2 separate regions of the Homo sapiens genome follow, and region 1 is linked to region 2. A link is a contact called in ENCODE Hi-C data. All regions are on one chromosome and are shown on one strand. Each heading gives the region's core, a stretch centred on a gene start or an enhancer-like site at or near the end of the contact. The rest is flanking DNA. Distances are from core to core; before and after follow the strand shown.

Region 1 (7,030 bases), core at 1-2,500, 920 kb before region 2:
CCTGCCTCCGGCCACAAAAGCTGCCTTATGGCTCTCTAGCCACATGTATCTGAGGAGCTCTCTATCTCGGGGGGAGGGGAGAGGGGGAGGTGCAGAATCACAACAGGAGGTGTCTCACCATCAGCCGGGCGTGGTTGATGTTCCAGGTGAAGGTAGTCATGGTCTGATTCTGTGGGTCCACAATAGAGTCCTCCAGGACGTACACCGAGTGAGCAACATTGGCAGGAAATAGTCGCTCGGCCCAGCGTGGCATCCTGTTGGTCTTGGTCAGGAGTCGCCGGGACAGCAGTTTCTGGTCAGGGGTCACCTCCCGGTGTACTATGTCTTCCGTCAAGACATGTTTGCTGCAGGTGTCAGGGTGAAGGTGACCCTCAGAAGCTTGCCCCTAAGAGACTGCCCGAGGGGATTCCCATTTGGAGGCTCCGGGCCTAGAGAGGCCACGCCTTCCCGTAACCTTGCAGGGTGGTATGTGCTATGGTTCAAACCAGAGTTAAGGGCCCATCCCAGGGCAAATTCCCACTCCCGCCATCTGACTGACCTGGATTCCTGCCTTCTAGCAGGAATGGACCTCATGATTTATTGCACCCCAGGAAAGCGCCACGGGCAGAGAAATAGGATTTCCAACTCCAAGATCCCTCCCAACTCCCATACTGCCGCCTCTTCTTGTCTCACCACACTGAGAAAAGAATCTTACACTAAGGTCTCAAGTAAACCACCACCCAGGCCCAACCTCCCTTCAGGACCTTGCAGGCCTGGCCTGGCCGCTTCCCCGATAAGGTCTACCTAGGATTCGATATCGAGTCCTTCCTGGTCCCAGTACTTGGGGGTTACCCATAATTCGATCTCCAGATAGCGAGATGGCGCGGTTTTGCTCTTCCAAATACCACGTACCTATAGGGATTCGGGTACCGCTGCCAGAAGGCGGCGAACACTTGGTCCCAGGAACTCCGGAGCACGCTCTGGCCCAGGAAATACTTCACCATCGTCCCGGCCGAAGCGGGCTCAGCACCCGCGCAGCATCAGGGGTGCGGAGCCTGGGAGGCACGCGAGGGCCGGGCCGGGCCGGGGCTCGGCGCACACCCGCCGCCAGGCTCGTAGCTCAGTCACCACCGCACCGCGCCCAAGCAGCTGCCGCCGCCGCCGCCGCCGCCATGAGTTGTCCGGCCGCGCGCCACTTCCGGCGCAGCCACACAGTAGCCACCGCTTCCGGCGCCCGCGCCACGTGACCTTGCGGCCCCGCCCCCTCGCCCTCTAGCCCCCTCCCGCGGGAGTCGCGGCGCTGCGGGTAGGAGCCGGGTTGCGGGAGACCCCAGGTTCGGTTGGGATTCCCAGCCAGAACGGAGCTTAAGCCGGGCAGGCGAGCGAATGACGGAGTAGCGAGCTGCACGGCGGCGTGCTGCGCTGTTGAGGACGCTGTCCCGCGCGCTCCCAGGCCGCCCCGAGGCTTGGGGTCTTCGAAGGATAATCGGCGCCCGGGGCCGAACAGCGGGGGCACACGGGGCGCTGCCGAAGTGCAAGGCCACGGCCAGAGCTCGAGCCCGACGCGCTGTCTGGAGTCGTAGGTTGGCGCCGTTTGGGGTCGGGGTCTGAGGCTTGGGCGCTGCCTGGGCCGAGCGGAGATCGGGGTTTGCCTCCCGTCCCCGCTCAGGACCCTGACGTGGCTGAAGCGGCCCCGGGAGCATGAGCGGGCAGCGCGTGGACGTCAAGGTGGTGATGCTGGGCAAGGAGTACGTGGGCAAGACTAGCCTGGTGGAGCGCTACGTGCACGACCGCTTTCTGGTGGGGCCTTATCAGAACGTGAGTGCATCCGGAGGGGCCAGGCACGGTGGGCGGGGGAGTGGGGGGCCGGTAATCTGCACCTATGGCCCCGATCTCTTCCCTCTCGTTGCAGACCATCGGGGCCGCCTTCGTGGCCAAGGTGATGTCGGTCGGAGACCGGACTGTGACATTAGGTATTTGGGTAAGTCCCCCGGCCATCTATTCTTGGGAGACTCATTCCTGAGGAGGTGTAGGTCCTGCCTATTACTGGTTGATTTGTGGCCTCACAGACCCATTTCTCATAGACCCGTTTCCTTATCTGGAAAATAGCGGGGTCTGGAGAACGTGGCCTTAAGTTTGACTCAGGCCTTACTCTTTAGGACACAGCAGGCTCTGAGCGCTATGAGGCCATGAGTAGAATCTACTATCGGGGTGCCAAGGCTGCCATCGTCTGCTATGGTAAGGGGGGGGGGGGTTTGGGCTGTCTCACAAGAAAAGATGGGTGCCAGGCTAGCCAGAGAACAGCCCTTGACCACTTGGTTGTCTCCTGCATGCCGCACACCAAGACCTCACAGACAGCAGCAGCTTTGAGCGAGCAAAGTTCTGGGTGAAGGAACTGCGCAGCCTAGAGGAGGTAGGTGAACAGACCTCACTAGAACACTAGGGGCTGGGGTTTTGTTGGCCTGTGGAGGTGACCCTTGTCTTCTGCCTCAGGGCTGCCAAATCTACTTATGTGGCACCAAGAGTGACCTGCTGGAAGAAGACCGGAGGCGTCGACGTGTGGACTTCCACGACGTCCAGGACTATGCAGACAGTAGCTGCTCCTCAGCCCTTTGGGGGGTGGGGGTGTGTGGCTGTCTGGGTGGATCAAAGAAAATAGGGACTGCCTTGGCTGCCAGGGCAAGGTGCTCTAGGAGGTCTTCCTGGCCTCCTTGAACTGTGGGGTCCAGGAGACTCCCTGAACTGCTAGCCCTCCCTTTTGTCTGTTTATCTAATTCTCAGGTATGAGGCTTTAGTCACTTCTCTTTACAGATATCAAAGCTCAGCTCTTTGAAACATCCAGCAAGACAGGCCAGAGTGTGGGTGAGTGCTGTGCTGGAGCCTCACAGCAGGAACATGCAGGGGCACCAGAGGAAGCTGAATAGGGCACAGAGGGCTGGGTCACTGGGAGATCCCAGGGCTACTGGCATTGGGCCCTCGCTGATCATCATTTTTCCTGCCAGACGAGCTCTTCCAGAAAGTGGCAGAGGATTACGTCAGTGTGGCTGCCTTCCAGGTGATGACAGGTGTGTGCTTCCCCAGCCTTTATGGAGACTTACTCTAGGCCCACAGCATCTAGCCCCTTTCCTGAGTTACCTGATCCCAACAGAATGGTGCTGAGCTGCCACCTCTCTTTTTGACAGAGGACAAGGGCGTGGATCTGGGCCAGAAGCCAAACCCCTACTTCTACAGCTGTTGTCATCACTGAGTCAGCACTCACCTGGCCTGGGGGAATTAAAGGAATTCCCCGTAAGGGCTGGACCCAGCTCCTTTCTGGGCTTGGGTAGTCAAATGTCTGAGCTACCCCAGGTCCTCATGTCAGCAGAGTGGCGCCTGCCTGTGCTGGCCCATGGAACGGAGACAGCATTGGGCTGACTGTGGGCATGAGGAGGGATAAGGCTGATTTGGACCCCAGGCTTCTGCCCTGGACAGCACTTGTGTCTGCAGATTATTTAAGTGGCTTTTGATCTGTAAATAAAATCAGTGCACTGTGCATCACACCCAGCCCCTTTCCCTGCTGTGTGGATTAGGTGTCAAGACACCTAGTTCTTCCTGGGGCCACCCGGCTGGCCTCACTGCTTATATTAAGGCTCCTCCCAACTCTCATTTTCCTTTGGAAAACAAGACTTTTTTCCCCATGGTTACCGCTGAGATACTGGGGCTGTAGTAGTATAAAAGCTCACAGTTCCTTCTGAGTGCTGAAAAGAGTGCATGAGTTGCTTCGAAATAAAAGGGTCAAGCATTCCTACCTGAGACAGGTTGGTCTGACTAGCTCTACTGCATCTGTCATGTTTGGGCCCCTATGTCAGACCTGTGACTCAGGTCCTGAGCTTCCCAGTGACATCCTACAATGTGGTTTAATGGTAGGAAAGTCCTAAGTTCTGTAAGCCAGAAAGGTCTAATGGATCCAGATTTGGTTCCAATTCAGCTGCTAATTTAGAAAAGGGACTTAAATCCTCATCTTGAGTTTCTCATCTGTAAAATAAGGTGACTACTATGCAGCCCAAGGATTGTGAAGAAAGTGAAGAGTAACTCTAGTACTAAATGTTTTTCCCAATCTTCCCAAGCACTTTTTGCTGAAAGGGCAGGAAGTTCAGGACTAGGTCACAAAGGGAAGCAAACTCCCAAGTTTTCCCCAAAGAAGATCCAGATATTTCTGAGGAATCAGGTGTTAACTGTAAACAGGGCTGACACTTGCTGCTCAACCAGAAGGAAATTTATTGCAGCCCTTTCTGGTATGGAGGGTGTGGCCCCAGGCCAGGGGCTTTCCCTTAGTTTTATCCTTTGCCTCTGCTTTCCTGCCTTTATTTAGGCCTGGGCTGAGTCCTCTGCAGTGGCCAACACCTGCCTTGGAAAAATGTACAACTTAGCCAACATGGTCAGACTCACACTCAGAGAGTGCTTTGGTTCCACTTCCTTTTTAAAAACCAATTCCTCAAACTGCCCTTCCTTCATGAGTGATGGGGGCTTCCTGTGGAGGGAGACTGAAACTGAAACCAGCCACTCCCAACAGAGGGAGAAAGAGGCTTGGGCAGCCCTGTGGCTGCTGAGAGGAAACACACTATTCCCATGACGTGCTTGGAGGAAGGGCTTAGCTTCACAGTATCCCTGCGCCCCCCGCCCCCCACCTCGTACTATCTCTGGGGCTGGCTTCTGCTCTCACCCCAAACAATCCTCCCTCCTGTTAGACTACAACTCCCCACAGCCAATAAAACAAAACACAGGGCAAGGGCCATATATGAGTAAAGTTAAACTTTACTTTACAGTAAATTTTTTTTCTATATACAAAGAATTACAGTACATGTTTATGGGGACTCCTAACACAGGGCTCCCCTCTTTTTCACTAGGAGTTTCACTTACAGCTGACAATCTATGGGGGCGGGGGGGGGGGGGCGCGGCAAAAAAGCAATGATGGACCTTGGCTGATCCCCCCGACCCCTTTCTTAACAATATAGGTAGATGTCTATCGTCAGCTTGCCTCTTTGCCAAGACCTAGGAGGCGGCTCTGCCATGAGCTGCTGTGTGCTGCCCTCCCCACCTTCAGCACACTCATCTACACACACACAGGTAGCACCCACCTCGATGAGACCGCCTTGCTCTGGCCTGCCCCAACCCTGGAAGTTGAAAACATAGAACCATTTATTTCTGCTTCTACTCTCTGTGCCCATGTCTTGTCCACGAAACTTTGCTGAACTTCCAGGACCTTACACCTGAAGCCCCACAATAACCTGATGTTTTGAAAGCCATGGGAAAGCAGCTCTAGAGAAGGAACCACATAAGCAGAAACAGCGCATGTTAAACTCGAAACACTTCTTCCGAGGTTGTGGATTTCTAGTTTAATTCTTTCCACTTCCTTAGAAAATACTACCCTTAATCTTCATAAGCAGTAGAGGGGCTTCCATGAGTGGAAGAGGTAGAGAGGGGCAGAAGGGAGCTGAGGAAGACCCAACAACCAGAGCTCTCTAACAACCTGCTCCAGGCAGCGTGGACGGAGGCTATGGACAAGGTGGCCCCAGCCCTGAGAAACTCAATGGCCACCTTCACCTGGATATAGGATCTCTTCCACCTCTGGATTGCACTGGGCCACTCCAGGGTTGGGTGCAGGCTTCACTGAGGATCTTCCTTCTCCCCACTTTTAACAAAGCCTCAAACTTTTCTACATAAAATCTCCTCCCAAACAGGAACCCGGGTTTCTTGAGCTGCCAGTCCCTCAACCCTTGGCAGTGCTTATTTATACCGTGAAATTAGCACCATCATTACATTTTATTGTGTGTGTGTACAAAACAATGATCTATTCTTATTTCAATTTACACTATAGCAGCCTCTGGCCCTGTTGCACTGGCCCTAGGAAGCTCAGCTGAGAACTAACTGGCCATAGCCAATGACAGGCTCCCACAGCAACTACCAAGCAGTGACTTGGAATGTCTACACATGGAACTGCTCAAATGAAACTCAGCAAGAAAGGGGCTGGAGGCAGCTCCTTCTCTGCCATGATCTGAGAGAGGTTAGGACACTGGGCTCCTCTAACCTGGCTGATAAACCCCAAGAGGATGACAGTATCATTTAAAAAACCTTAGTAAAATCCACCTTATAGGGACTAAGGGTAAAACCTATCCAAGTTTCATGCTGTCCTCATTACTCCCTATGGGGGAATCTGTCAGGACTAAACTTTCTGCCATTCTGTTCTCATGAGGCAACATTAGAATTACAACCTGGGAGTCCGGCTCCAGTGAGCAGACAGTGCCGAGCCTGGGAAGGGATCAACAGGGTGTTTCATGCCCTGACCATAGTGTGGGGTGAAGGATGTAAAGAATAAAATAACTATTTTCATCAATGCTAAAGATTTGGTTCAGAAGAGGGTCAACACAGTGATTTAAGTCATCTCAAACTCAGTAACAGGGTAAAGCAGACATTTAAAAATGAGGATGTTTCTGTATCAATGACAGCTATTTTGCTATTAGACTGGGTTGGCTCCAGCAAGATAAGCAAATGAGGCTTTGAATGTAAATTTCAACATTTTTCATAATCTTTTTCTGACTTAGCAGGGCTAGATGTATTGGCTTTCTAGCTACCCATGGAGAATTTCAACTTTTGCCTTGTCCCTGGAAAAGGCCTCCTGGGGAGCTGGCTCCAAGGCAAACACTCTTGAGATCTCAATTTCCAAGCACATACCCAAATACCACCCTGCGTTAAGGACCAGAAGTTTTCTAAGATGAAAGATTTCCTTTTCACTCCAATTCACATCCCTTTGGAAAAGGGGTCTTATTACAAACTTCAGGGGACGTCCCACAGGGCTGGCAAGGCCACTCCCTCCCCACCTTCCTCCAAGAGTCACATTTCCCAACAGTTGTTGTGACTCTGCTTCTAATTGGATAGTGACTGCTTTCATGATTTTAACCATCTAGTATCACATGCTGCTACTGGTGGGCCCAATAGCTCAAATTTCTAGTTTCCAGTGGTTTTCTAGTTCCCATTCAATGGCCCTTGAAGGAAGCCCAGATGTCCATCCATT
Region 2 (6,303 bases), core at 2,315-4,814:
TGGTAGCTTCCTCCTAAGCCTGGGTAAGAGCCCTGAAGACCCATGAGACTCCCCTCCTTAGGGTTGGCTGGGACCTTCTGGATGTGGAGGGTCCACTGCCCTGTGTATTTCGCTTCCTCCTTCAACTGGGCTCATCTTGGATTTTGGATAAACAACCAGTGATCACACCTTCTTCCCCTTCAGCAGAGTTTGCAAACAGGACGTTCATGACCTGCATGATGTTTAAAAAGATTTGAGTAATTGCCAGTAAATATTAGCTTCCTAGGGCTTCTGTAAGAAGGTACATGAACTAGCTGGCTTAGAACAGAAATTTATTGTCTCATAGTTCTTGAGGCCAGAAATCTGAAATCAAGCTGTGGCAGAGCCATGCTCCCTCTGAAGGAGCTGGGGAAGGGTCTGTTCCACCTGCTTCTGGCTTCTGGTAGCCTCAGGCATCCCTTAGCTGGCAGACGCATCACCCCAATCCTGCCCCCATCAGGTGGCTGTTTGCACATTGCCTTCTAGGTATGTCTGTCTTTGTGGCCAAATCTTCGTTTTCTGTTTTTTTTCTCAAACAGGGTCTCGCTTTATCACTGAGGCTGGAGTGCAGTGGTGCAATCTCAGCTCACTGCAGCCTCAACTTCCTTGGGTCAGGCAATCCTTCCACCTCAGCCTCTCAGGTAGCTGGGACTACAGGCACGTGCCACCACATTTGGCTAATCTTTGTATTTTTAGTAGAGACGGGGCTTTGCCATGTCACCCAGGCTGGGCAAACTCCTGGGCTCAAGCAATTTATCCACTTTGGCCTCCCAAAGTGCTGGGATTACAGGGATGAACCATAGCACCCAGCCTAAGGTCAAATTCTAAGGCACTAGAAGGACTTCAACATTTTTGGAGGGGGACACCATGACACCAACACTTACAAACAGTGGTCATCACTCCATGTCCTTGTCTTGTATCTGGATGCCAAGGGTCACCACAGTGCACTGCTCTACATCTATCATCTCTGCCTCAAAGCTGAGAGAACATGGTGGAGGCAAGCAACTTAGCTGGCCCTAGTACAGCCCTCCACTGAGATCTAGACTGTTGGGGGGTTCAAGAAGGGGTGTGTCTTCACTCCCTTTTTCCTTCTGCCAGCTTGAAGCTGGTGTTGAAAACAGTACAATCACTCGGGAAGAGCGCAGGTCCTCAAATCCAACATTTGAGGAGCGCTGACCACAGACCAGGAATACTTGTTTGAAACTACATGAAGGAGGAACTAACAGGTCACCTCTCTTCTAGAGTGTGCTCAGGTCCTCAGCCTCCTCTTCCAGAACCCTCAAACACTATGTACACAAATCTCTGGAGAGCTTCGGGACTGTGTTCTTCCCACTGTACCAGACTGCTTCTCTGAGCCTGTTTCCTCTTCTATACTGTGTCAAGAACCAGATGGTCTAGGCTGGGCGTGGTGGCTCACGTCTGTAATCCCAGCACTTTGGGAGGCCGAGGTTGGGGGATTACCTGAGGTCAGGAGTTCAAGACCAGCCTGGCCAACATGGTGAAACCATGTTGTTTTAGTATTCTACTAAAAATACGAAATACAAAAATTAGCCGGGCGTGGTGGCACACACCTGTAATCCCAGCTACTCGGGAGGCTGAGGCAGGAAAATTGCTTGAGCCCGGGAGGCGGAGGTTGCAGTGAGCCGAGATTCTGCCACTGCACTCCAGCCTGGCTGACACAGTGAGACTCGTCTCAAAAAAAGAACTAGATGGTCTAGATCAGTGGAGCCCCATAGACTCTAGGGAGGTGGGAGCAGGGTGAGGAGGTTATGCGGAGTGGAGGGCAGAACCCTCTGCCTCTGACCCGACTATGGGAGGCCTCATCTGAAGGAAGGTTGTCCTACTGAAAGTCTGAAAAACTGCTGGCTAGACCAGTATTTTTCAAATGGCATTACTCTAGGCCCACTGAACTAGAATCTCAAGGAGTGACCTTGAGATTCTTTTTTTTTTTTTTTTTTTTTGAGATGGAGTTTTGCTCTTGTTGCCCAGGCTGAAGTGCAATGGCGCGATCTCAGCTCACCACAACCTCCGCCTCCCGGGTTCAAGTGATTCTCCTGCCTCAGCCTCGCGAGTAGCTGGGATTACAGGCACGCAACACCACGCCCAGCTAATTTTGTATTTTTAGTAGAGATGGGGTTTCTCCATGTTGGTCAGGCTGGTCTTGAACTCTTGACCTCAGGTGATCCGCTCGCTTCGGCCTCCCAGAGTGCTGGGATTACAGGTGTGAGCCACTGCGCCTGGCCAAATCTCTGCTTTCAAAGTGCCCTGGGTGGCTGTTACTAGGAAAGTTCGGGAATCACTAGACTACACGATTTCTAAGCACCACTCCAAAGTCCGTTTCCTCCAAAATCAAAGACCAAAAACCATGGGGATGATACTGAATTAAATACAAGTGGATTTTTAGAGTTTATTAAGCAGGGGAGTGGAGGGGAGATGTGGCACAAATAGAAGTATGTAACATTCAAACAACAGCATCTAGGATTTTTGAAAAAACTTTCGGTTACAGTTACACAAAGGGTCACTTCCTCCCCAGCGACACATGGGCCTCTCAAAGGAGAGGAGGGAGTAAGTCCCACGGTAGGGCCAGTGGTTGCTCCCTGGGTTTTGGAATCATTTCTGCGGAGCTTTCAAGGCCAGACCCTGGGCTTAGGGTCGAGACTTCATAGCAGTGACAGCCAGACCCAGCAAGATGGCTGCGACCGTGAAACCCTGGGCGGCGATCCGGGTGCGCATCATGAGCTGAGAGCGCTGGCTGTTGCCCCGGTGGAAGGAGTAGAGGCCGTAGGTGAGGGCGGCCGCCGTGGCCAGGCAACCTGAGGAGGGGACAAAGCAACTGGGAAACAGCAGGTCGGGCCCCGCAGGTCATTCCCCGCTTTGGGTCTCGCTTCCCCAAAGCCAAGATCTCTGGATCACAGCGGAGGGAGGGCGGCGAGGGTAGGTCGAGTCGAGGTCTTCCTAGTTACAGAGTCCTCCCAATCTTAGGCCCCAAATCCCGCCCCCTAAACCCGCTGCTCCCGCTCCAATCAGTTTCGCCCCTCACCGCCCCGCCCCCTCGTCTCTTCTCTAGTCCGCTCTCCTTCCGCTCCCCGCTAGCGCTCTGGTCCTTCTCTACTTCCTTCCCTCCGACATCACTGTCCTCTCCTTGTGCAGTTCCTACCGCACCCACTTACCTATGGGTACCACCGGGTTCTCGCGGGTCTTGCGAACGAACTTTTCCTTGAAACTCTCTGGATTCCTGTAAACAGTGGGGCTCAGCCCCTCAATGACTGGAGGCTTCGATGGTTCAAAGGGGACCTCCGGAATCACAGGGCCGGGAGTCGCCATGTCCGGGCCACAGCAGCAGGAGAAAATCGGGACTCCGACCTCAGCCTCCCGGTGAAGGTCATGAAAGGGGCGGGGAAACGAATAAATTGAGCCTTGTACGCAGGCGCAAATGCTCGTTGCATCCTGGGAGTCGTAGTGCTCAGCACGGTAGTGCTACAAAAGGACTACATTTCCCCAAATGCCCGCAAAGCCTTGTGCACGCCTTCCGGAAGGAGTTTGTTACACGAGGTCTGAGAGACAGAGGCAGCGTGTTTGAGCTGCTGGTGCGGTGGTCAGCGCGATGCCCAAGGCCAAGGGCAAAACCCGGAGGCAGAAGTTTGGTTACAGTGTCAACCGAAAGCGTCTGAACCGGAATGCTCGACGGAAGGCAGCGCCGCGGATCGAATGGTGAGGGGGCTGGGGTTCCGGGTGGCCGTGGGCCTCGGCCGGGACGGTCCGCGAGATGACGGATCCGCGATGTCTCTCTTTGCCGGTAGCTCCCACATCCGACATGCCTGGGACCACGCTAAATCGGTACGGCAGAACCTGGCCGAGATGGGGTTGGCTGTGGACCCCAACAGGGCGGTGCCCCTCCGTAAGAGAAAGGTACTGACATGGCAGGGTCTCGGTCCTTGTCTTCTTTACTCTTCCCCCGCCATACTGACCTAGGTGTCAGAACGTGGTACTGCCCATTCCTTCCCTCAGGCCCTTCCGAGTTTTCGACCTCCCCACAGTCAGAACGCTCAACTGACGTTGAGCAAGGGTCTCTTTACGACCTTCGTCACACTCCCTCCCCAGCACACATTCCCCATACCCCCTCTACTCAGTCTTTTTTCTCTGAAATTAACCCATTAGCATCTCAACGGTATTTTCCTTAATTTATCTTTTTCTACCCTTAACTTTCCTAATTAGTACTCCCTAAGAGTTGGAGATCTTTACTTACACCTTTTCTTTGTTATTCAATCATCCTTGGTCTGAGGCTTCCCTAGGCTTCCCTGACTGCAGTCTCCTTCCCGGGTTCAAGCTATATCCCACCTCAGCGTCCCAAATAGCTGGGATTATAAGCGTGTGCCACCATACCCGGCTGATTTTTGTGGTTTTAGTAGAGGCAGGGTTTCGCTATGTTGGCCAGGCTGGGCCTCAAGTGATCCGCCTGGCCCCCTGGAGGCTTCAACAACTATTAAAAGAATCCAGGTTCCCAAAAGAAAAGCAAGCAATTCATCTTTCTCTGCCTGCCTATCTATAAAATGGGTATAACACTCCTTGCCTTAGGGACTATCTAACTGTGTGGCTGTAGCCTCACATTTATTCAAGAAATGGTAGTGCCATTTTCCTCTGGCATGAAAGAATAAAAAGAAACTTGCCTAAGGCAATGGAACAAATTCATTCGCGAAGCCCATTCATTAGGTTAACTACTTATTGAGAACATGTCACATCCTAAGCACCCTGGGGATTTAATAGAGAACAAAACACAAAGTCCTTGTCACCAAGATTGTGTTGGGGGTAAAAGGCACAGACGGATTACTTGAGGCCAGGAGTTTGAGACCGGCCTGGCCAACATGGCAAAACCCCATCTCTACTAAAAACACAAAATTTAGCTGGGCATGGTGGCGCATGATTGTAATCCCAGCTACTTGAGAGGCTGAGGCAGGAGATCACTTGAACCCGGGGGGAGGTTGCAGTCAACCAAGATTGTGCCACTGCATTTGAACCTGGGCAACAGAATGAGACTCTGTCTCAAAAAGAAAAAGAAAAAAAAAAAGAGAGAGAGAGAGAAAAAGCCTCCAGGGCATTAGTTCTCATTGTTACCTACTTCTACCTAACCGTGGGCAGGGATTCTTATGGGTTAGTAGTTGTGTTGGGATAAGCAGGAGTCTATAACTTTCCCTCATCAAAGATCCTTCTGGTCTCAAGGGCTCTGTTCTCTGCAGGTGAAGGCCATGGAGGTGGACATAGAGGAGAGGCCTAAAGAGCTTGTACGGAAGCCCTATGTGCTGAATGGTGGGTGTGGTCCATATATTCCTTTAGGTCACTGTCCTGCACTGTGGGAAGCTGGGAAGGGCCCTAAGATGTCCTCATTTTGCAGATGGAGAAACCAAGTTTCAGAGGGGAGAAGTGAGCTGGTTCAAAGTTCACAGAGTTAGGACTGTGTCCTGGCTGGCTCATTTTTCATTGTACTGACTAAACCCTGACCTTACTGTGTGAACTAAGGTCAGAGATGTTTAGGGAGGATGTACCCAGGTGCCTGGGAGAATAGAAGAGAAACCAGTAAATCTCTGGCATGGGTATGGCTTCTCATGAATTTAAGGATGAACTGATTTTTAGGGATTCCACCATCTCAATAAATGTTCCAATGACAAAATCGATTTTATGTATATTAAGGCTATAGAGAGTGAACGCTAAAACGGAGGAGAGTAAACCCTACAGGAAAGTGGGAATACTCTAGAATTCTTCATTCATCCTTCCCCTTACCTGTCAGGGAGTTTAAGCAGCTCCCCTAAAGATAAAGGATTTGAATGGCCAGACATTTGATACAGAATTCCTTGAGTTCCTGTCTTTTATCTCAGTGGTTCTCATAAGAATTACTGCACAGGATTGTATATACCAAGCCATAGGCACTTACTGTAGTCAAAGAGGAACATTTTTAAAAATTTTAAAATGTGGTTAAAAAACACATAAAAGTTACCATCCTAACCATTTTTAAGTGCACTGTTCAGTAAAGGATATTGACTTTGTTGTGCAACAGGTCCCTAAAACCTTTTCATTTTGCAAAACTGAAACTATACCCATTAAACAACTCCCCATCTTCCTCTACCTCCAGCCCCTGGCAACCGTGTCAAAGATAATTTTGACTATATACAATATGAGGACCTAACCTCTGGATATGATTCGACTACTTCATTTCTCTGAGGTAGCTCTTTCTCTCTCTTTCTAGATGAGAAATGGAGTAGGATTTGCCTGTCTATTTTAAAAGTGAAGCCA

The links. A loop is a pair of places that touch in the nucleus more often than their neighbours do. Pooled maps may share reads with other maps.
Region 1: a loop to region 2 is called in a pooled map, with 8 times the contacts of the local background. The contact joins the promoter of RAB24 here to the promoter of NOP16 in region 2. A Hi-C loop is called at or near these places in 2 of 37 single-sample maps with no recorded cell type and 10 of 50 pooled maps.

What each region holds. Positions count from the first base shown.
Region 1 is chr5:177,297,939-177,304,968 of GRCh38, reverse strand. It overlaps RAB24 (RAB24, member RAS oncogene family), which reads left to right and starts at 1,250. Exons shown (of 8, transcript NM_001031677.4): 1 at 1,250-1,797; 2 at 1,892-1,960; 3 at 2,139-2,217; 4 at 2,325-2,392; 5 at 2,473-2,572; 6 at 2,791-2,841; 7 at 2,982-3,044; 8 at 3,162-3,771. The coding sequence starts at 1,681. The coding sequence ends at 3,226. PRELID1 (PRELI domain containing 1) reads right to left here and starts at 1,170. Exons shown (of 5, transcript NM_013237.4): 1 at 892-1,170; 2 at 119-344. The coding sequence starts at 983. NSD1 (nuclear receptor binding SET domain protein 1) reads right to left here. Exons shown (of 23, transcript NM_022455.5): 23 at 4,756-7,030. RefSeq lists enhancers at 40-109, 120-189, 340-399, 420-469, 580-679 and 4 more and silencers at 910-1,049, 1,160-1,239, 1,290-1,359, 4,389-4,582.
Region 2 is chr5:176,385,859-176,392,161 of GRCh38, reverse strand. NOP16 (NOP16 nucleolar protein) reads left to right here and starts at 3,564. Exons shown (of 5, transcript NM_016391.8): 1 at 3,564-3,729; 2 at 3,819-3,927; 3 at 5,253-5,322. The coding sequence starts at 3,623. It overlaps HIGD2A (HIG1 hypoxia inducible domain family member 2A), which reads right to left and starts at 3,411. Exons shown (of 2, transcript NM_138820.4): 1 at 3,189-3,411; 2 at 2,401-2,831. The coding sequence starts at 3,342. The coding sequence ends at 2,665. It also overlaps a transcript of ARL10 not described here. RefSeq lists enhancers at 2,209-2,892, 2,714-2,933, 3,134-3,453, 2,726-3,925, 3,577-4,260.